Linked DNA regions of Mus musculus: region 2 is linked to region 1. The links are chromatin loops, found by intact Hi-C in ENCODE. Cell type or tissue: heart. All regions are shown on one strand. Each heading gives the region's core, and the rest is flanking DNA. Links, peaks and the distances in the headings are about the cores only.

The links. A loop is a pair of places that touch in the nucleus more often than their neighbours do. Peaks named below come from ENCODE experiments on the same cell type or tissue, not always from the same donor. Only the 100,000 strongest peaks of a DNase experiment are listed, where the experiment ranks them.
Region 2: it touches region 1 in a loop (2.2-fold over the local background); 3 of 42 quality-filtered maps call a loop at or near these places.

The regions. Positions count from the first base shown.
Region 1 is chr7:12,875,800-12,887,347 of GRCm38, forward strand. Zfp128 (zinc finger protein 128) reads left to right here and starts at 5,379. Exons shown (of 4, transcript NM_153802.4): 1 at 5,379-5,561; 2 at 8,844-8,970; 3 at 9,224-9,319. The coding sequence starts at 5,496. In heart, for the core only: a CTCF peak has its summit at 5,383; a DNase peak (open chromatin) is centred at 5,322; H3K4me3 peaks cover 1,712 bases; H3K27ac peaks cover 1,014 bases.
Region 2 is chr7:12,795,882-12,807,429 of GRCm38, forward strand. Zfp329 (zinc finger protein 329) reads right to left here. Exons shown (of 2, transcript NM_026046.3): 2 at 7,897-11,548. It also overlaps a transcript of Zscan18 not described here and the pseudogene Gm18194. Among named protein-coding and RNA genes, the nearest start is that of Zfp329, 17 kb to the right of the region's middle. In heart, for the core only: no CTCF peak of the experiment used is centred there; a DNase peak (open chromatin) is centred at 7,760; H3K4me3 peaks cover 1,587 bases; H3K27ac peaks cover 2,546 bases.

The sequences.
Region 1 (11,548 bases), core at 1,225-9,224:
CTATGAGCTACCACTTTAGCAGAAGAATTATTTAATATACCAATAACTTTCTCTGTTTCAAGTTTTTTAATGGAGTTTAACCAAGTATCTTAGTTAGGGTTTTACTGCTGTGAATAGACACCAGGGCCAAGGCAACTCTTATAAGAACAACATTTAATGGATTACAGGTTCAGAGGTTCAGTCCATTATCATCAAGGCAGGAAGCATGATAGTACCCACACAGACATGGTGCAGGAGGAACTGAGAGTTCAGCATCTTGTTCTGAAGGTAAACAGGAGAAGACTGGCTTCCAGGCAGCTAGGATGAGGGTCTTAAAGCCCATGCCCACAGTGACGCACCTACTCCAACAAGACTAGACTTCTTAATAGTGCCACTCCCGGAGCCAAGCATATTCAAATCACCACATCAAGAGTCTCCAAAGGGGCTAGAGAGATGGCTCAGCGGGTAAGAGCACTGGCTGCTCTTTCAAAGGTCCTGAGTTCAAATCCCAGAAACCACATGGTGGCTCACAACCATCCGTAATAAGGTCTGACACCCTCTTCTGGTGTGTCTGAAGACAGCTATACAGTACTTAGATGTAATAATAAATAAATCTTTAAAAAAAGAATGTATCTAATTTAATATAGCCCAAAGCTCTTTTTTCTAAGTAACTGGGGGTACATTGTTTGTGAAAGTTTAAGGTGATAGCAAATTTGTTGTTAAGTTTTTTTTTAATATATCCTAAATAATCATTAGGTAATTTTTGTTGCTTCTTTTGTTTTGTTTTGTTTTTCAAGGCAGGATTTCTGTCATGGAACTCACTGTGTACACTAGACTGGCCTTGAACTCACAGAGATCTGCCTACCTCTGAGTCTCAAGTGTTGGGATCAAAGTTGTGCCACCATGGCCCAACAAGGTGATTGTTTTGTATTTTACCTGAAGTTGTGTTTAAATTTTGCTCTTTTAGTTTGCTTACCATGAAAGCTAGGCACTGATTTAAGTATTCACTAGATACGTGAAAGGGGAGAATATCATCCACATAATGACCAATACTTTTGGAAATTAAATTAGCACCAGCTTAAATGCTTTGTGTACATAATATTGACATATAGTGGGGCTATTTTTCATCCTTTGTAGTAAAACTTTCCATTGATATTGTGTTAATGGCTGCTGACTGTTTAAAGTAGGAACAAAGAATGCAAAATGTTCCTTATCCTCAGGATGTAAAAAAAATAATGAAAAAGTCTTTTAAGTCAAGTATAACAATGTCCTTGAGGAATCATAGGGCCACCATTGCTTTCATAGTAGCATTTATGACCTCAGATCATTTGACAGCTAAATTTTATTCTTTGTCCTTTTATGAATTACAAAAATAGTGGAGCTCCAAGGAAACTAGCGAAAGGTTCTATATGTCCTAGTTACAATTGTTCCTGTACTAGAGGTTTGGTCTGTTTTAATTTGTCGTCATGAAGGAGCCATTGATCAATTCATAGTAGGTCATCAGAGATCCACTGTAGTTATAAAGGCTGTTTGGATGGCCCTTGATCAATGACCCCAGTTAGGGGGGTTATATTTTCTTACATTATAATAGCAGTAAGTTAGTAAGTTAGTAGTTAGTACTGCTTGCATTTGTTGTAATAATATATCTCTTTACCACAAGTTACATAAAAGTCCTGAAAAAATACTGCAGTTCAAGAAGAATCTTTAAGGCTCCAACATCTTGTAGTGGTGGGCCACTACACATTGGCCAGTGTGGGGACCTTTTCACTTGATGACTGTGGTGATTTGAATATGCTTAGTCCATGGGAAGTGGCATTATTAGGAGGTGGCCTTGTTGGAGGAAGTGTGTCACTGTGTAGGTGGGCTTTGAGGACTCTTAGTGCTCAAGTTCCTCCCAGTGCAAAAGAGACAGTATCTCCTGGTTGCAGTAGGATCAAAATGTAGAACTCTCAGCTCCTGTCTACGTAGAAGCTGTCATACTTCCTGCCATGATGATAATGGACTAAACCTCTCAACCTGTAAGCCAGCTCCAATTAAATGTTGTCCTTTATAAGAGTTACCTTGGTTGGGTGTCTCTTCACAGCAATGCAAACCAAACTAGGACAATGGTAATAACTGAATGATCTGCCTTAGTATCTAGAATGACTGTAAAGCTGTGATTCTCAACCTTCCTAATGTTGCAGCCCTTTAATACAGTTCCTCATGTTGTGGTTGACTCCCAATGATCATAACTGTAATTTTTCTACTGCTGTGAATTATAATGTGTGTGTGTGCGTGTGCGTGCGTGTGTGTGTGTGATATGTTCAGGCTATCTGACCCCAAAGGAGTTGTGACCCATGGGTTGAGAACCACTGTTCTAAAGAAACAGTTTTCAGCTCAACATAGAATGTCCATCTTCTGATAACAATCTTATCTATAAAACTAAGGAATTTATCCCTACTGCATTAGATCCTGCTGATCCTCCTGAATGACTAGATATTGAGTTTTGAGCCTGGTTATCTGGGTCAATTTCTCCCTCATTCCTAGGGTTGAGTGTTGCTCCCTTGAGAGCTTTAAGATTTACTATCCTTGTCTGTGGGAAGCCATTGCAGAGTGGCAGTTACAGAGTGGCAGTTGCAGAGTGGCAGTTGCAGAGTGGCAGTTGGCTACTGCTGGCCACCACACATACATAGGCAGTAAAGGTTCTTTTGCCAAGATGAGGTTTTGAGAATTAACCAAAGTTAACCAATCAGATGAGAGACAAGTTAACCAATCAGATGAGAGACAAGTTAACCAATCAGATGAGAGACAAGTTAACCTATCAGATGAGAGACAAGTTAACCAATCAGGTGAGAGAGAACGCCTCTCCTAGGCCTATATAAGCAGCGCCAGTTCTGGGCTTGGGGTCACTTCGACTCTGCAATCAAGCTCTCCCAATAAACGTGTGTGGAAGGATCCTGTTGCAGCATCGTTCTTCCTGGCCAGTCAGGTGCACGCAAGACTTGCCAAATTTGGATCAACTTTCCTTAGCCTAATGTTTTCCTTTTTTTTTTTTTTAACATCATAGACAAAGGTAAGAGGCAGGATTACTAGAATACTTTTGCATTCATTTTTCAAATGTCTTTTATTTCCCAATTCAAAATAAGACCCTTTTTGAAAAGGTTTTTGAATAGCTTCTACAGTGGCTGCTACAACTTGAGAGAAGCTGCCAATAGCTTGAGTGGCTGTTAGCCAATTTCTAACAATCACCATGTTTTACTGGTGCTGTAGCAACTCTACACTGGTGGCTCCATCAAACCCAACCTGCCTGATCAGGTTTATCACCATCAAAGTTTTCACCAAATTGTGCTGTGCTTAAATATGCCTAAAATAAACTATTTGGGGTCAGACTTCCAAAGTTTGAACCAACACTAACTACTTAGTCCTGTTGTGCCTGAGCTACCCTTTAGCCTCCTGTGGATCATTACTTTGCTGGCTCTGGTGACTGCAAGGATTCCGGCAGGTCCCAGTGTCATACTTCCTCCAGCATGGTTGCACCCCAAAGAGCATCATCCCCAACTGTTCTAATGCCTGAGACTACAGGGAAATATCTCATTCAAACCCACTGCACTGCTTGAAACTGAGGCAGGTGAGCATAGGAGATAGTTTAGTACACTAAGACCCCCATCCCCTATTTGATTTGAGATTATGAAGACACAGTCCTCTTGCAGTAACACACTTGGGAGCCTTCAGTGTCACATACTATACACACACACACACACCTCTCCAAACAATGCCTCTAGTAACCTCAGAACTTCTAGCTATATCAGGCTACCCATACTTCCATCTCTGAACAGTAGTATAAGTTTTCCCGTCCTTGGCAATGTTCAAATTAGACAGTTTCCATTCAAGTATATTCTCAGCATTGTCTGTGTATGAAGAATGGAAAAGCTGATCTGGCCTGACCTAGTTTCAGATGCATACACAAGAAAGGAAAACTGTGCCCTCTGTTACTTTTAGGGAGACCCTCCTATTTACCTTATGCTGATACATAAGGGCACACTTATGTTTAAAATCAGATGCATTATAAAAAGGACATGCACAGTAGAGAAAACGAATATATGACTTACTCTATCAATCAGAGTAGAGAACCACCCAAACTACATATCTAGTAATCAGCACCCCCTTCTCCTGAACCCTATAAAAGGAAGCCCTGAGCAATAATCTGGACACTGAGAATCTTCACTCCCATAACTCATTGTCAATCTTTAATAGCATACCTACATAATATGTAATTTCACTTTTACTCAAATAACATTATCTTACTTTTTTTCTGTAAGCTCTTAAATTCAATTCTTTGGAAAAGAGGCCAAGAACCTAGAAATGCCCAGCCCAGACCCAGAGCACCAGTTATGACACTACTGTCATTGTCAGACTGGTGAGGAAGATGCCAGGAGAGAACAAAGGAAACTACTAGGCTGAAAGGAGGGAGAGACAGAGAAGGGAGGATGAGAATAAAAGGACCTGCTGTTTGCTGGACTGCAGCTCTGTATTAGAGCACTTACCACTCTTGCATAAAGACCTAGGTTCAATATCCAGTACTGGGGAGTGGGGATAGTGGAGGAAGGGCAGAGCCTGCTGTTCTACACCTGATAGTCTCTGTCTCTTTAAGGGTATAGTGTATTTTTGGTCTTTTTCTATTACATCATCAACCTAGTGAAAACTAGCAAAAGCCCATTGTTTCCTTCCTTCTTTCCTTCCTTCTTTCCTTCCTTTCTCTCTTTTCCTCTTTCTCTCTTTCCTTCTTTCTTTCCCTTTTCAAGGCAGGGTTTTGTAGCCCTGGCTGTCCTGGAACTCACTCTGTACACCAGACTGGGCAGGAATCAGAAATCTGCCTGCCGGGCAGCCGGGTGTGGTGGTGCACGCCTTTAATCCCAGCACTCAGGAGGCAGAGGCAGGCAGATTTCTGAGTTCGAGGCCAGTCTGGTCTACAAAGTGAGTTCCAGGACAGCCAGGGCTATACAGAGAAGAAACCCTGTCTCGAAAAACCAAAAAACCAAAAAACAAAACAAAACAAAAAAACCAACAAAACAAAAAATTCCAGCAGCAGGTCAGATTGACCAATTCTAACACCAAGACCTTGCCGCTGCGCGCCCAACTCACGGTGCAGATGCATATATGCCCTGAACTCAGCCGTCAGGGCGGGAGGATTATTTTCCAGGCAACTCGAAGCCCAAGTGATGCCCGCACCCGCAGGTAACGGAATGTAAGCTGACCTCTGCTGGTACCCAGACCTGATCCTTAAACAAGACCTGTGAGTGGTTGCACTCCCTTAGACCAGAGGCCAGGCCTTCCCCGATTGGTCAACGTTGGGCTGGCGCTAGCTTCCATTGGTTAAGTGCTGCGTCTCGGCGCGTGGCCTTCTGGGAATTGTAGTCTCAGTGTCCCTGGCGCTGCCGCCATTGTCCAGCGGGAGGCCAGTCGGGTGGTCCCCAGGACGGGGCTGAGTTTAAAATTAGGGTGTCCTTGGACGTCTGTGGCTAACCTGTTGGCCTGGAATGGACCACCAGGACAAAGCAGCAACAGTGGCAATGGCCTCGCGGCCGCAAGCAACACAACTTCAGGTAACAAAAAGGACAGATTGGACTCCGAGTCCTGCTGTCCCCGACAGAGTGACCTGTAACCCGCGGCGCTTTTTCCACAAGAGAAACAAGCGCTGTGGCTCAGCCTCCGAGCCTGGGTCCAAATCTAGTTCCCTCTGTGTGCATGCTTCAGCCTCCTGTCTGCGTGCCATGGGGTGGAGGGGAGGAGGGTGGTCATTTCCCTGAGGACTGACAGGCTCTGCTCAGGGGTTCGATCCCACTCTGGCCAACGCCCTCCCATTTATCCCGAAAGACGGTTCTCGGAGATGACAGGTGACTGGCTAGCATTACAGAGCAACCACATTGCGGGTACGGTCCTCAAAACATGTCCTAAGGCGCAGAATCAACCGACTTTTAAGGGAACCTCCGCACCATGACCCCTATTTTGCAAGTAAGGCATAACTTCACGGGGCAGAGGTACCAAGTTAGGAAAACAGAAGTAACTAGTAAGGGTCACGCCCTTCTGGGCCTTGGGAAAACTGGTAGGTGTGGCTATCAGTGTTTGTCTAGCTCCTGATCATCAAAGTCTGCACTTGTAGACAAATTGCTTATTCTGTTCACCGTAGTTCACCTAGCAGAAGCCAAGACCATTTCATACATAAGTTCTGCAACTTTGAAATTATGCTCTGGAGGTCAGGAGGTGGGTATTTGGTTTGCTTGGGGGAAATTTGCGTTAATTACATTTGGTGTGAAAAGTAAGCTTATGATAGTCTTAGATTGCAAATGATCAGATTCATGTCATCTCAGTTTTTCATGAAATGTGACCAGAGTGTAGAACTGAGAACTGAGGCCTATCAACAGCTATATGAATGAGCCATAGTGAAGGTGGATTCGCCAGCCCCAGTCAAGTCTCAGGTAACCGTCATGAGGCTGACAGTTTGTCAAGGAGTAAGCGATGAGACGGGCGGGAAAAGAGGTGTGTTTAATCAATCTGTTGTCGTGTTTCAGGTAGTACACACAAAACGTAGTGAGACCTGAAATAAACACTACTTCATGGTTTCTGATGGGGTAGGAAATCAAGAGTGACTTAGTTTATGGATCTACCCTAGGCTCTTAAAGTTATATTCAAAATGACAGTCCAACAGTTATTACTTGAGACTTATCAGAGCCTAGAAGACCCACTGTCAAGATAGTTCATTCACATGCTGTTGGCAGGAGAACTCAGTGTTTCTCCTTGTAGGCCTTGCTATGAAGCACTTAGGTCTCACTGTGTAAAGTGAAGTTTCCTATAGAGTGGTGTGATCCAGAAGATGGCAAGGTAGAAGCTGTGTTGTCACCTGTGACCTCAGCTCAGACTTTATGCTGTCATTTCCACAGTATCCTATCAGTTATAGAAGTCAGCATGGTTGCATGCAGATCGGGGGTGGGGAGGGGAGGGGGGGTTACTAAGGGGCCATTTTGGAGACTAGCCTCCACAGGAGCAAGGACCAAATAAGGAGACCCTAGAGGTCTAGTACATTAGTTTCTTGTGGTTGCTGTAGCAAGTATTTACAAAATGTGTGGCAAAAGACAATGTACATTGTAAGCCAAGAGTGGTGACGCATGCATATAATCCAGCAACATGAGTGACTGAGGCAGGAAGATGATAAATTCAAAGCCAGGCTGGACCCTCTCTCAGAATTAAAAAAAAAAAAAAAGGTGCGGGGAGGGTGGGGGGGACACAGTCTAGAGATGAGAAGTCAGAAATGAGCACCACTAAACTAAGCAGAGCCATACTTCCACCAAGTTCTAGGGGATGTTCTCTGCTTTTCCAACTATAAGAGCTGTAGCCCCGGCACTCCTTGCCTTGTGGCCTTTTATCTAGCCTTAGAGCAGCAATGTAGCATCTCGCTTAGGTGATCACATTACTTTCCAACTTCTCAAGTCTCACGCCTATCTCCTAAATGTGTGGTTGCATTTAGAGGCCACCCAGATAACTCAGGACATGTGCCTGTTTTGTCGTCTTTATCATATCGGCAAAGTCTATGTTACTATTGTAATATTCATAAGTTTCAGGAGCAGGTACCTGGATATCTTTGGGAGAGTGATCAGCCTTTATTGAAAAGTGACAAGAAGCCATTCAAGTGTCCAGAGCAGTGGTTCTCAATGCTGTGACCCTTTAATACAGTTCGTCATACTGTGGGGACCCCCAACCACAAAATTATTTTGTTGCTACTTCATGACTATAATTTTGCTACTGTTGTGAATCGTAATGTAAATATCTGATATGCAGGATATCTGATATGCAACCCCCAAAGGAGTTGCAACCCACATCTTTTTTTTGGGGGGGGGTTTCGAGACATGATTTCTCTGTATAGCTCTGGCTGTCCTGGAACTCACTTTGTAGACCAGGCTGGCCTCAAACTCAGAAATCTGCCTGCCTCTGCCTCCCAAGTGCTGGGATTAAAGATATGCGCCACCACTGCCCGGCTGCAACCCACATCTTAAGAAGCACTGTTTTAGGGACTGGTGGTGTAGCTCAGTGTGAAGAGTGCTTGCCTAGCATGTGGGACGTCCTAGCACCACACACAAAATGGAAAATCGGGGAAAGGTGTTGAGAAGGACTGGTATAGGGTTGGAAAGAACCTCTTGAACATTGGGTAAGATACTGAAAGCTGAGCGAAGATAGTAGGTTAAAAAGAGGGAGGGGGCAGAGATGGGACCTGGTGATCAAATAACAAATAATGCTGATGTGGCCTGGTCATCAATAGAAGAATGTGTAGAAGACAAAGATCTGATCACCTGAGGTTGCCTTCTGGCCTCTATACAGACATGCATACACACAAACACTCATAAACATACTCAAAAACAAAAAACCTAGTAGTCATATCTTTTTCTTTTAAGATTTATTTTTTATTATACATAAGTACACTGTAGCTGACTTCAGACACACCAGAAGAGGGAGTCAGATCTCTTTACAGGTGGTTGTGAGCCACCATGTGGTTGCTGGGATTTGAACTCAGGACCTTTGGAAGAGTAGTCGGTGCTCCTGACCGCTGAGCCATCTCGCCAGCCCTTCTAGCCATTTCTATATGTCATAAACCTGCATGTCTAGTCTGTCTGATCAGTCATAGGTCAGCTGTGTCTGGCTTTGTTGATCCTGCCAAGTGCTCTCATATGTTGTCATGGTAGCCCATGCCTACCCCATAGTGCTCCAGTAGGCTCCCAGTGAGGGCTGAGGCACATCAGTCAGAGTGTACAGTTTGTCAAGACCCCTGCCTGCCTGTTTCCTCTACCACAGAGTTAGATGGTCCAACTAATCGAGGTTGCCTGGAAATGTTTCAGGAGCCAGTGACTTTCCGAGATGTGGCTGTGGACTTTACCCAAGAGGAGTGGGGGCAGCTGGACCCTACCCAGAGGACTCTGTATCGTGATGTGATGCTGGAGACCTTTGGGCACCTTCTCTCTGTGGGTAAGTTCTGCTTCCCTAGCTATAGTGGTGGAATCTTCCTGAGTCATGATGGTGGGCCTCTAACATGGAGCTCTAACTTAACCTTGAGTCCTCATTCCCTGTAGGACACTCTTGTGTCCTTTCTGTCACAGACCAAAACCCTCATGTGACTGTGAGATACCCACATGTCCTGATGGTCAAGAGCCTGAGCTGCAGCCTGGGCTTGTTTTTCCCAGAGCAGCTTCCGACTTCCTGTGTCTCTTCCTATTTCCAGGTCCTGATCTTCCCAAACCTGCAGTTATCTCCCAGCTGGAACAAGGTGCTGAGCTGTGGGTGGCAGACAGAGGAGGCACCGGGGCCTGCCATCCAGGTAAGAACCCCACCAAATGGGTGCCCCCTAGTGGGGGGTGATTCCAGGAGGCCACTAGAGATGTACTTAGGAAGAATATGGTTTCATGGCCCTCAAACCTATTCCTCTTTTAGGAGCTTCACGGGACTTAGCATCAGACTAAAAGCTTTGGTTATAGCCAAAGATGCAAAGAAAAATCTGTGAAGGAAAAAGGCTTTAGGAGGCAAAGTCTAGAGCAGTGATTCTCGGCCTTCCTAACACCGTGACTCTTTAATACAGTTCCTCATGTTGTGGTGACCCCCAACCGTAACATTATTTCCGTTGCTGCTCCATAACTGTGATTCTGCTACTGTGATGATTTGTAGTGTAAATATCTGATATGCAGGACATCTGATATGTAACCCCCAGGTTGAGAACCACTGGTCTAGAGGCAGCAGATATGAGTTTCTAGATCTTCAGACTCTAGAGTCAGACAAGAATGTGCTCGGTTCCTCCAGCAGTGAGCTGTGATAGTACATGAGGGACCATGATCTCCAGGGAGGATGAGAGTCTGTCCTAGGGACACTGTGTCTAGCGCATACCATGATTCTGGTGCTTGAAATAAAAGTAGACAGGTGAACTTTTCTTACCAATTAGGATGGTGGGAACCCACCCCAAATCCAAGTCCCCTAACACTCCCAAAGGCCAGCAAACTGTGAGCAAACTTCTCGTAGACTGCCAGGTTAGCCAGATGTCTTGTATTTCTGGAGGGTCCACTGGGGCCTCACCCCCCTCTGCTCACAAAAGCCATCCACTTCCTCTCCAGCAGTGAGAGTCCTGCCTTGATTGTGTTTCTGCAGCATCTTACTTTCTAGGCCACACCCTTTCTCATTAGCATTCCCAGCATCCTCTTCCTGGCCTTCCATTCAGTTCTTGCACGCTGGATTCTGTAAACCTGTTCCTCATACCCTTCTATTCGTCTAATATCTAACTAGAACAGACTCTAGTTAGATATTAAACACTTGTCCTAGGACTGAAGGGTTGGCTCATTGTTAAGAGCTCTTGTTTTTCTTGCCAAGGACCAGGGTTCAATTCCCAGCACCCACCCAGGACCCCTGACTTAGCTGGCACTGGTGCTAGCTTGGCATTTTAGAAATGTGCTAGGGATAATGGTTCTAAGCTGCTCAGGGTTACAGTTTGACTACAATAGCTCTAGCCATCCCTTCCATGTTCCGGTGAGAAGTAAGGGAGGAGGTAGGAACAGGGCCACACATCTGTCCCCTGGTCCCAGTACTCTTTGGTCAGGCTTGGATTCCTTGCTCTTATCCTGACACTGTTTCCTAGAGAAGGTGGAAAGGAGAGGTCTAATACATAATAAATGGGCTGGTACACTGGGACTCTGACAGCTGGAATGAATATGGTATGGCTCTGGTGACATATAGCCAGCAGCCTGGAGTCAACCCTCCCAAATGCTTCAAGGGGTGCAGAGAGACAAACTGACCTCTATGAAGAGGTGTGACCCTCACTGTCAGGTTCGTGAGTCTGCAGCAGATCCATTTCTCCCTCCTTTATTGCTTGTTGCCAATGCTGCTTCCAACCGCTTTGTTGTCAGGAGCAAATCCGACTCATCTGGAGGAGTGCTTCTCACTGACAGCATATGCTATGACTGAATCTAGGTTCTAAAATAACGGAGCCTTGACTGGCTAGCGCAGCAGGTGTGGCATCAGAATTATAGCAGAGACTGTTAGTCATACATGTCCTAGAAGCAAAGGCCTCCAGAGAGTCCTGTTAGAATGGAAACATGCTTTGCATTAATACTTGTGTAGATGCCCTACTGCTACCATAGCAAATTACTCTGACAAAGTGGTTGGGAAACGTACAGATTTGACTGGTTGTCGTAATAAACTCCTGTAAGTCCAAGCACTGTGCAGGAAAGCCCCTGCAAAACCCTGGCCAATGTGTTTCCTCACATTTGTGAAAGTTGGTTGGAGTGGAGAGGAGTTACTAGTTCCTCAGAAGCGACTGCTCTGGCAGTTCCAGTAGAGGCCCCACTGCCTTGTCTCTGCTGGTGTGCAGAGAGAGGCTGCCGTGTACCATGGCTCATGGGGCGGCCTTCTGCACAGCACATCACTCAGCTCTGTATCCACTGCCTCACATTCCTCGTAGACTCTGGCTCGCCAGCCTTTCCTCCATGGAACCTCTTGGTGATGTTTAGAATCCCTAGAGAACTGCACACTTTTAATAGTCTTAATTTGGGCCTGGCGAAGTAGC
Region 2 (11,548 bases), core at 3,549-11,548, 78 kb before region 1:
ATTTTTACTTACTTCAAATGCATGTGTGCACAGTATGTGTGTGACGGTGTGTGTGCATGCATGTGTGTGTTGGGAGGGTGCATGTGTATACCTGAGTGTTGACAGATGTTGAAAGAGAGTTGGATACCCTGGAAAGGGAGTCAAAAGTGATTGTGAATGTGGGTGGTGGGAACCAAACTCAGGTCCTCTGGAAGAGCAGCAAGCACTCTTAACCACTGAGTCATCGCTCCAGACCCACTGAGTTTTCTTAAAACACAAGAAAAGCATCTTAACAGGGTTCTCCACATTATTGTAGTATAGGTTAGTTCCAAGTGCATCCTTCAAACAGAAGCATCCCAGCAGATATTTCTAACCCTTCCATTGATTGTGTTAACTGAGTCCACTGATGGGGAAACAAAGCCAGGGCTCCAATTCAAATGGTCTCCTATGTTTTTATTCAGTGGTGCTTAGGGTTGAAGTGAGGGCTTCACAAGTGCTAGGAAAGCCCTCCTTGCCACTGAACTACAAGCACATCCTTAAAACATCTGGATATAAGAAAGAAACGTAGTAAGAATAAAGGCTTCCTCTTCTCTCGATCCTGTCACCAGCATTCAAATTTTTCCTGGTCTTAGATTTAGTGAAGAGTAAACTCAGATGGTTTTAATTCATTATGTTTCTAAGGTTCATTTTCAGTCTGTTGTACAGGAGCAAAATAATTCCAGTTTATTAGAGATATAATGTCTCATGGGTTATATTCCATGGACTAGATGGTGAGTTGCTATGTTTTCAAACTACACTTGAGTATAAATTTTAACAGTAACTAAAGAGATGCTGATAGTCACTGCCACTCCTGTTCACTGAGTCTCCCAGAAATTGCTACAGTGTGACGTCTCTGTATTTAACCTGGGAAAATGGTGCACTGAAAATTTCTCCTGTTGGAACACCTAGCAAAAGACCTCATGCATAGTGACTCCTGCTGCTTGGTCAGGGAGGGGCTCTTCCTGAAGGCTTTGCCACAGTAGTTAAAACTCCACCAGGCTTCCAGCAGAGGCAGTATGAATCCTCTGATGCCTGGCAGAGGCACTCTTTGTACATGAGGGACTTCTTTCTGTTAAGGATTTTGGTTGCTTTTGGTTTTTTTGTTTGTTTGTTTTCCTTAACATGCAATGAGGTGACCACTGCCATTGAAGGATTTTTCCAACTCTACCCACTTCCCAGTCTCTCTCCAATGTGAATTCTATACTTAATAAGGTATGAGCCACCAATGAAAGCCATTCCACACTCCACACATTTTGTCCTATGTGAATTCTCAGATGCATAATAAGGCAGGAGACTCCAGGGGAATGCTTTTCATACACATTACATCTGCACAGCTCTTCTCCAGTATGAGTCCTATGGTGAAAAACAAAGAAAGAACGGAGGCTGGTGGACTTCCCAGAATGGACACATCACAGTCAGCATCCCCCATATGGGTCCTTTCATGCTTCATGAAAGCACAGAGAACACTGAAGGATCCCTGTACTTAATGAACTCTGAAGGCTTTCCCACATTTACCACGACTTGAAGGACTCGTCTCCCACAGGAATTCTTTGACGCACAGTCAGGTTATAATTGTTGAAGAAGAATTCTCCAGTAATAGGCCTCTTTCGACTGAGACTGAGACAAGACTTCTTGTTCTGTTCTGAGTACCGCCCCAAAATCAAAGGCGAGCATCCTGGCTTATCCATTGGTGATGTTGCAAAGAAACTAGGAGAGATGTGGAACAACACTGCAGCAGATGACAAGCAGCCCTATGAGAAGAAAGCTGCCAAGCTGAAGGAGAAGTATGAGAAGGATATTGCTGCCTACAGAGCTAAAGGAAAACCTGATGCAGCGAAAAAGGGGGTGGTCAAGGCTGAAAAGAGCAAGAAAAAGAAGGAAGAGGAAGATGAGGAGGAGGATGAAGAGGATGAGGAAGAGGAGGAAGACGAGGAAGATGAAGATGAAGAAGATGATGATGAATAAGTTGGTTCTAGCGCAGTTTTTTTTTCTTGTCTATAAAGCATTTAACCCCCCTGTACACAACTCACTCCTTTTAAAGAAAAAAAGAACATCATGTTGTAAGTATTCATCTTTTGGCATCCAAGAAGAGAGAGGGGGAAGAGGGAAATGGAGAGAGAGAAAGAGGGGATGAAGAAGAGGAGAAGGAGAAGGAGGGAGGAATAGAGATAAAATGGCTCAGGACAAGGCAGCCTTCAAAAGCACATCTCAGTGGTCCATTCCCAACCAACCCTCCCATCCCAGCTCCCAAACTTTCTACCAACTCAAGCTAGCTAGCGCCACCAGCTGGGGAGCAAACCTTCAACACAAGAATCAACTGGTGACAGTGGAAACTTTTAGACCTCAAGAGCTGCATAGTCCGAACATATTATTTGGGCACCCTTGATCTCAGGGGACAATAGATGCTTCAGTAACAAGTGCAAAGTCAAAATGAGTTTGACTCCAAGGTCAGGAGACATAGGTGTGATGGAAAAAGATGTCATGTGTTTGTGGGCAGGTGCGGAGGGATGTGCTTCCCAGAGGAGGTGACCTTGAGAGTCTGGGGTCAAGGATATTCTTGTGCTACATGTTTGGAACGGAGATAACTGAGGCAGACAACAGATGGTCTCCAGGAACTATTAGTCTCTGTACTTGCCTGAGAGTCTGTAGCAGCTGTGGTTGGTCATGGGAGATCTTTAGTGCACTGCAGTACAGGTAGAACTAGGGTGCAGCTATGATAGTGGTGATGTTGGAGAAACCTACCCCAACAAATTTTGTATCAACTGATTATCAAAAAATTGAAATGTAAGGCTGTGTAAGATTTGTTTTTAAACTGTACAGTGTCTTTTTTTGTATAGTTAACACACTACCGAATGTGTCTTTAGATAGCCCTGTCCTGGTGGTATTTTCAATAGCCACTAACCTTGCCTGGTACAGTCTGGGGGTTGTAAATTGGCATGGAAATTTAAAGCAGGTTCTTGTTGGTGCACAGCACAAATTAGTTATATATGAGGACAGTAGTTTGGTTTTTTGGTTTTTTTTTTTTCTTTTGGTTTTCTTTTTGGGTTTTATTTTTTTCATCTTCAGTTGTCTCTGATGCAGCTTATACGAAGATAATTGTTCTGTTAACTGAATACCACTCTGTAATTGCAAAAAAAAAATTGCAGCTGTTTTGTTGACATTCTGAATGCTTCTAAGTAAATACAATTTTTTTTATTTAAAAAAAATGTATTTCCAAATGGTATAGACAAATTAAATATATATGTGAGTAAACATATATATAAATGCAGCCATATTCATATGTAAATATGTGAACATATATGATCTTATAAATATGTATATAATACACATAAAAATACATATAAACCCATTACATATACATGTCAAACTCACAAATATAGGTATATGAACATGTACATAGCATAATATCAGCACATAATATATAACTGTTACATGTATTAACTGCTAAATTTACACAAAGGACAATGAGTTTCACTACTCTTTTACAATCTTATTATAATATTTCAGAAACGTGTCTAAACACAAAGTAGATGGGAAAGATGTAAATGCTTCTGGGAGAAGTACTCTACTATGGTCAGCATTCATTAAGGACTTGGCAAGAACAAATTTAGTAACATACTTCCCAGAAGGCGTCTAGTAGATGGTTACAAATGAGTTCACTAGCTAGAGCCTTAAGAAATCCATCAATTTACTTAACCTGAGAAAACTACTAACTTAAAAAAATCTTACAGACATGTTTTGAAGCAGCAGAGAACAGGAAAGCCAAGAATTTCAGCCTCTAAGAAGTGAGACTAGGATATAGCAGAGTGTTCAAACCACAGGCTATGCTGGCCAAATATGGAATATGTTGGGCTTCCAGCTGCTACCAGCAGCTGACAAGTGATTCACGGTCAAGGCTATTTGACCTCTTTACTACATGTGCCAAATATGCTTCTAAAAGTTCCAAGTAAATTTTTAAAAAGGGCATTTTCCCAATATTTTACTATTAAAACTGATTACAGGCTTTAAGGGGTATTGTTAAAATTGAGATTCCTGAGGAGAAAAGATCAAGTGTACAGCTCACCAATTAAAGCAAGCTATATTTAGCTGTTAATCCCGGACTGGACAGCACTGCAGACCGGTCAGAGAGGCAGCCCCTGCTGGCCTCTTGAAGTCCCTCTTATAGGAGAGATAAGGTGTTTTAAGCAATGAGAGGGTTAGCTGTTACACATTGTTAGAAGGATACAAGGAAAATGGAAGGGGCAAAGGCAAGGATACAGATCAAGTGAACGGGGTTACAAGCAATTTACATCAGACCTAAGAAACAGAGTCTTACTCAGAATTACAACAAGAAACCTTATTTAGCAAGGATGTAACACAGAACAAACGGAGACTTACCCCTTAACTAGGACTTAACATAGATTTACAGAAATGTCTTAATTATAAATAGAAACCTTATTTTGCAAGGACATAACACGGGACCAACAGAAACTTCTTAATTACAATTAGAAATCTTAACTTGCAAGAAAATTTTTTTTAACTGTGTTAATTGTTATTAGTTCTGAGCTCTTAGCCTGCAAGGTATATCATCCCTTTTTGGGGTCCCATTAATTTGCCAGGTATATTGCTCCTGTTTGGATCTCATGGTATATTAATGGTAAAAGCACTTGCTTAACAAATGTGAGGCCCAGTGTTCAATCCCCAATACTGCAAATAAATAAATATAAATAAATACACCACCTCACTATAAAATAATGTAATATGTACTCATTGCAGGAAATCTGAAAAAATATACAAAGTGTTAAAAAGCACAAAAATCATCCATAATGTCAGTAACAAGTCACAAGTACATGAAATTCTGATCCTAGCCTACCTAGAGGGTCATTTAACATAGTTTGGAGTCAAACTGCTTATTCAACTTGGATGTCTACCATGCTTAACATTATAGTATAAGTAGTTCCTACATCATTAACATATTTTGCTTAGCATAAAAAAACTGTGAATTCTCTTTAGAAATTGATTCAAATGATTCCAAGGTATTATGATGAAATTTTTAAAAAATTAAGTGAAAGGTTATGTGCTGGGTTAACAACAGCCTTTATTTTACTGTGACACAAAATGAAATTTGAAAGAACCATCAAAGGAGCTCATCTCTAGTAAATACAATTTCATCACACATTAACTCTAATTATGCATCTAAACAGTTCACTATGTAACTGTGTTTGCTTCAAATACATAAATATATATAACATGATATACAGATGCATAAAGATTTCACACTCATATATACATACATACACATATGAACATACAGATGTATGTGATACACACATGTACACACAAAATTCCATATAAACCCACAAATAAAATATGTCGTACACACAAATACAGACTTAAGCATACACATAACACCATAATGCATAACTATTACATATTACGAGTAGTAAATTTAGATGATGGACAAGGGATCAAACAAGTTGAAAAATCATCAGGCAATAAAAATGTGTTTCATAAGGACAATGGTCAAGTGTCTCCTATCGTACTGCTACAAACAAGGGAAAAAAAAAAAAAAACCACTAAAAAGTCTGTGTGTCGTGATGGTACAAATTATAGTCCTGGTACTCAGAACGCTGAGGCAGGAGGACTATGAGCTCAAGGCCAGCCTAAGCTACACAGAAAGTTGTAGGCTAACCTGTGCTACACAAGCCCATTTCAGAGCAAAACAAAACCTGAAAACTTGTATGTTCACAACAGGGTAAGGAATACAAACAATTTAACTCAACATCTCTATAAGGTGACTGGTTTCAGACCCTGGACAAGGGTCTAAAATGCATATTTTACATATCAAAGCAAACCTGGCCTCCAAGTTCTCCCAGCATCCCTTAGTCTCTACCTGGTAGACCCTGCCACCAACGTTGAGCTTTATAGCCCAGGGGTTGGGCTGCCCTTCCACTAGAGGCTCCTCCCTATATAATCCAGACATTTTTTCATTTTGCCCTCCTCTTCTTCTCCTCCTCCTCCTCCTCCTCCTCCTTTTCCTCTCCTCCTCTTCTCTTCCTTCCCTTATCTCTCTGTGCTTGCCCTTTCTCTCATTCTCCTCCCCGACCCCCAGTCCCCATGGCGACTCTTCTGGCTTCAATCCTTGGGGCCAGTGAACTTGCCCAAGAGCAGCCTCATAATAAACCTATCTTTAATATAATATAATATAATATAATATGGCTTGAATTGGCTCATTTCACCTGGGGCAAAGAGATAACTTAACAGTGACTCCTCTCCTCAGGAAAAACAGTGCTGAAAACCGGAGTCAATTGGTGAGAAAATCAAGCGGCAAAGTTCAAACTACAGCAAGCATATCAACTCCACATATTCACACACCACACTGCTTGAGGCAACATGTATTCTAAAAGAGAAAGCTCTACAGTGGCCTGGAGACGCTGGGACAAAATGCTGGATGCACTGCACACCCACTCTGTGATCTTGCAGTCACAGAGACAGCCTTTTGTCATTCACTCAGCAAAAGTTTACTGAACTCTTAACTGTGTGCCTGGCTCTCTTCTAGGCAACGATGTTTAAGCATGGGACCTGATTTTGCACTGTAATGGAAGAGAAGTCGAAGAACAAAACATACCACTCTTACCATCAAATACTCGATCTACAAACTTAGGGTCAGATCTGTATTTGTTTTCTGGGTTAGAGATACCTGTTCCATTCTCTTGCCGCTACTTATAAAGCCAAGCAAAACTCAAAGAACGCACTGCCCAGGGTGGCAGACTTGTGCTCTGACTTCTGCTTTGATGTAGGTTCCTGGGCCCATACCCAAGCTTGTGAGGACTCTAGCGATTGCGGAGCTGAAGTTATCGTGGTTTAAATTGGTCATGATTTTGACAAGTTCCCCTGCTGTCTTGTGAGAACACAAGCGAGGAGGTGGTTGGATTCTGGGAATTTCTTAGAGGTAAAGGAAAGTATTTTGAAAACACAATGGGGAAAGTGTGTGACTAATAGAAAAAGAAAAAGCAAAACAAAACATCGAGGTGAATGCTGAGGAATTGAGAGAAAGAAGTCAGTTACAGAGAATACACTAGATGCTGAACTAAGAACTCACTTAAGTCAGGGATGTCTGACCTCGGAAAGGAGTGGATATCAGGGGCCTGTGGGTAAAGACAACCCAGTCCATGCCTGTATTGGCAGGTAGGGAAAGGCAACACTCAGCAGGGAGAGAAGGAAGACCTCTAGGAAGAGAAACAAAACACACACAGGTGCTGGGAGGGAACGCTGTCTATATGAGGAAAGGGATGGAGGGAAAGCAGAAAAAGGTCTGGTGGGCAGAAAGGCACAGAGAAGAAAGCTTGGGAGTGGACACAGAACACAGTAGGGATTCCAGTCCCTAATCCTGAGACCCAGAGGAGGAAGGGAGGGGGAGGAGCTGCGTCTGCGAGTGCACTTGGAGGGAAAGCAGCAAGATGCACACAGGCGGAGGAGTGCGAACCTCAGGGAGTCTGACCCAGAGTAAGAAGGAACCATTCTCCGCGTCCTGCGGGCCGAGGACGCACGTGACATTACGCACAACAAAAGGCCGCCAGCCCACGCTCAGCGCTAGATCCCAAGATGCCCAGACACGCAGGTCTAGGGCTCTGCTTCGCCTCTGCGGAAGGGGGAGGGGGGCGGACAACAAAGGACGAAGACACCACCTAAGAACCAGGGAGTCGCCCACTCACCTCCTTGGGCTCAACTCCCACGTGGGACGCTAGAGGTCTGCGCGTGCTCGCCCCAGGCTCCCGGATGAGGTGTTCCTGAGCTGCCTGACGTCACTAAAAGCTGAGTGAGGCTATCCCGGATAACCAGATCCAAGGCCGCAAGAGCGGACGCTTCCTTTTCCGTTGCTGTCTCGAGCTCTGCAGCTTTTAGTCCCGGCAAACTGCTGAGGCTTAATGAAAGGAAAACCTCGAGCCACCTGTCCCAGACTGCGCGAACCTCCTACGAGAGGTCATCCTTTTGCAATAGTACCTACCTACCCCTGTCTCCCCACCCTCCTTATGCGGGATGTGACCCAGGGCGCCCAGCGAGTCCAGCGCCCTTCCATTTGTTATCCCTAGGTAATCCCTAGGGATTGCCTTTCCTCAGCAATTAAAGAATTTAAAAGCAGGAAAAATCTCTAAGGTGACAGCAGCAAGGAAACTGAAACGTAGCACGCAGGAGCAGACAGAAATCAGCCCATTCAGAAGAGATTTTACTAGGGGGTAAGGAAGAACACAGAAAAGACGCTCTGTAAAGCAACCCAGCTTCCTCTCCGAGACAGTTTTTTCATCTTTTGACTCTTAAGTTTGGAGAGTTCGGTTTGAAGACAGGACAGGTGACTACAAAATGCAGTTGCTTATCAACTAGTTACCTGTCAACACCTGTACTATTCATCCAGCTACAGTATCCTGGGATTTCTATAACATGTAATGAATTTGGACACTGCCATGAATTTATTGGCTATTTGAATTTCCTCTTTCAAAACGGCACAGAACCAAAGCGTTTTCGCACATTTTCAATGAGGTTTTTTTTATTTTTTTAATCTTTGAGATGCTGGATCCTTAACATATTTAACTATGAGCTACAATGGTCTCTTTTTTTTATTGTCATTTCACTTATATGGACTTTCTGATGCATATGAATTCTTAAATTTACTATAACCTTTCTCTGATACCCATTTCACTTTAAAATGTTTGCCTATCCAAGATGACAAAAAAAAAAAAAGTTTGATATTCTCAACTAGAAGCTTCAAGCCGCCTTTCCATTTAAATAGTTTGTCTATCAAACTATAGCCCCTGGATAAATGCTACTCCGAATCTTGTGGTTTTGGACAAAGAGTATTTTATTATAGTTTTGTCTTTTGGTTGTTTGGGGTTTTTTTGTTTTGTTTTGTTTTGTTTTTTGTTTTTGTGGTTTTTGCAACTGAGTTTATGTAGTCCATGCTGATTGGAACTTGTGGCAATCATCCTGTTACTGCCTCTAAGCGCTGAGATTTACAAGTAAGCACCACCAGTCTGGCTTACTTTAAAAAATGAAACTGAATCTTCTGTAATTTTCACTGTGAAATACAATTTTTAAAAAATCAGAGTCCATATGTAAAACTTTATTGGACACATCCACACACATTTGCCTACAAATCATCTATAGCTCCTTCCACATTACAGTCATCGGTGGCTGAGTAGTTGCAGCGGAAATGATATTGAACACAGTTTAAAATACAACTTTTCCCTTGCAGAAAAAAAAAATGCTGATCTGTGGGATAAGGTATAGATTTTAACTATATAAATTATTTTCCCCAAACCACAAGAAAACACTTCACACCACTAGGGCAAAAAAAATAAATTAATATTGGTAAGGACATGAAGAAGTCAAAGTAGTCATACATCAGTCAAACGTAAAGTGAACATCATTTCCTCAAAAAAGCAAACAAAGATCCAGCAATTCCACTCCTAAGCATCTACCCAAGAGTACTGAAAATTTATTGGCACATGAGTTTGTATGTTTTTAGGACAGCACTATTCTTAGTAGCCAAAAAAAAGGAAGCTGAAATGTCCATCAACCAATAAGCAAGATAAGGTTTTAATCATATGGCAAAATATTTTTCAGCCACAAAAAGGACCTTGAACATACAACATGAACCTTTAGAACATTATGCTAAATGAAATGAAGTTACAAAGGGCCACATGTCTTATTTTTCCATTGATCTGCAATGTAAAGAATTGGCAAATGCACAGTGAAAAGAGACTGGTGATTGACAGAGTCAGAGGAATGGGAGGATGCTAATATGTACAAAGGGCTTTTCTATGGATAATGAAAAATTTCCTCACAACCACCCATAATGAAATCTGATGCCCTCTTCTGGTGTGTCTGAAGATAGCTACAGTGTACTTGTGTTTAATAATAAATAAATCTAAAAGAAAGAAAGAAAGAAAGGAAGGAAGAAAGAAAGAAAGAAAGAAAGAAAGAAAGAAAGAAAGAAAGAAAGAGAGAGAAAGAAAGATGTCCTGAAATTACAGAATGGAAGTGACTCAACTTGTGAGAATATCATGAACCACTGAATAGTCCCTTTAATTTTAAAAACTTGAACACTAGTCTATTTTATCAGAAATGACCATTAATGCTGAATACCTATGGTTATTAAAGCATAGATACAAGTATAAACTTATTTACTTGGTTTTTTTTTTTTTTTTTTTTTTTTTTTTTGGCTAGGACTTCATTGTTCATATTCTGAAACCATTATCTTCAGAATCATAGATTAGATGTTTTCCTGTAAATGGGTTTACCCTTGCACAAAGCTTTGTTCTCCATACCTGTCTCTGCAATGAAGCCATTTCTTTAACTGTGTGTGACTCATGAAGACGTTCCATCTCTGACTTGTTCCTCCCTGTAACTCACATGGTGGAAGGTTTCTCATCCCTAAATCCTAACCTCTTGTTGCATGACATCATACCCCTTACATATCACACATGTAATTGCCTTTCATTGGGAAAGGAAATGAATGATCAAGCTTTTTAAAACTGTAATCATATTTATCCAACATAGACACCCCATCCCCTTTCTCAGCTTTACTTTTCTCTCAGGCATCAACCACCATCTGATACATGCTGTGCAATTATTCTTCTCCCCTGCTGAACTGCAAACACCTTGTTCTGCCTTCTGCTACAGTACCAACTCTTACTGCACGTACTCCATACAGTTGCTGAAATAAGAAAGACATGAAGTTGATGAGCAGTCTGCAGGCAGGCATACTTGAGCACTGATAACTTGAAAATCAAAAGGATATAGGTTAATGTTAACTAGTTAAGACACTGAGCATAATTTTAAATGTTCCCCATCTCCATGTTGGAGGTAAAATCTGCTCTGGCACTGACACATTCTTGGGCTCCAGACATGCTTGATGAGGCTGAAATATGCCTCCTTCTTGGCCAACCAAGCAGACGGGGATGGGATTAAAGTTACAAGAAAGTTACTCTATCTTTTCTGAGATTTCTTTCCACAAATGGCTACTTACAGAACTTATTTTATTATTATTTCTTATTGTTTGGGTCAGGGTCTCACTATGTAGCCCCTAGCGGTCCTGGAATTCACTTTGTAAACCAGGCTGGCCTCAAACTCAGAGATCCACCTGCTTCTGCCTCCTGAGTTCTGGCATTAAAGGTGTATGCCACCATGCCCATGAACATTCATAGTATTTAAATCTCTAAACGAGTAATAAAATTCAAGGCTGTTAAAGTGGTGAACTCACAGAGGCCAACAGAGGCAAAATAAGTCTTCTTTTCCTTTAAAAAAAAATTGTTGCTATGGAGTGGAAAGGGTTGGTTTACTTAACTTGCTTGGTAAAAGAACACACTTCTGTCAGGAGTCTAAAAAGAACTATCAAGTGAAGTTTATCACCTACAGATAATATAACAAATTACCACAAAAAAAAAAAAAAAAAACCCAAAAACAAAAACAAACAAACAAACAAAAAAAACGTGGCTTAAAACCGCACATCAGGTATTCAACAGACTGTAAGGACAGGAATAGTTCCTTCTGG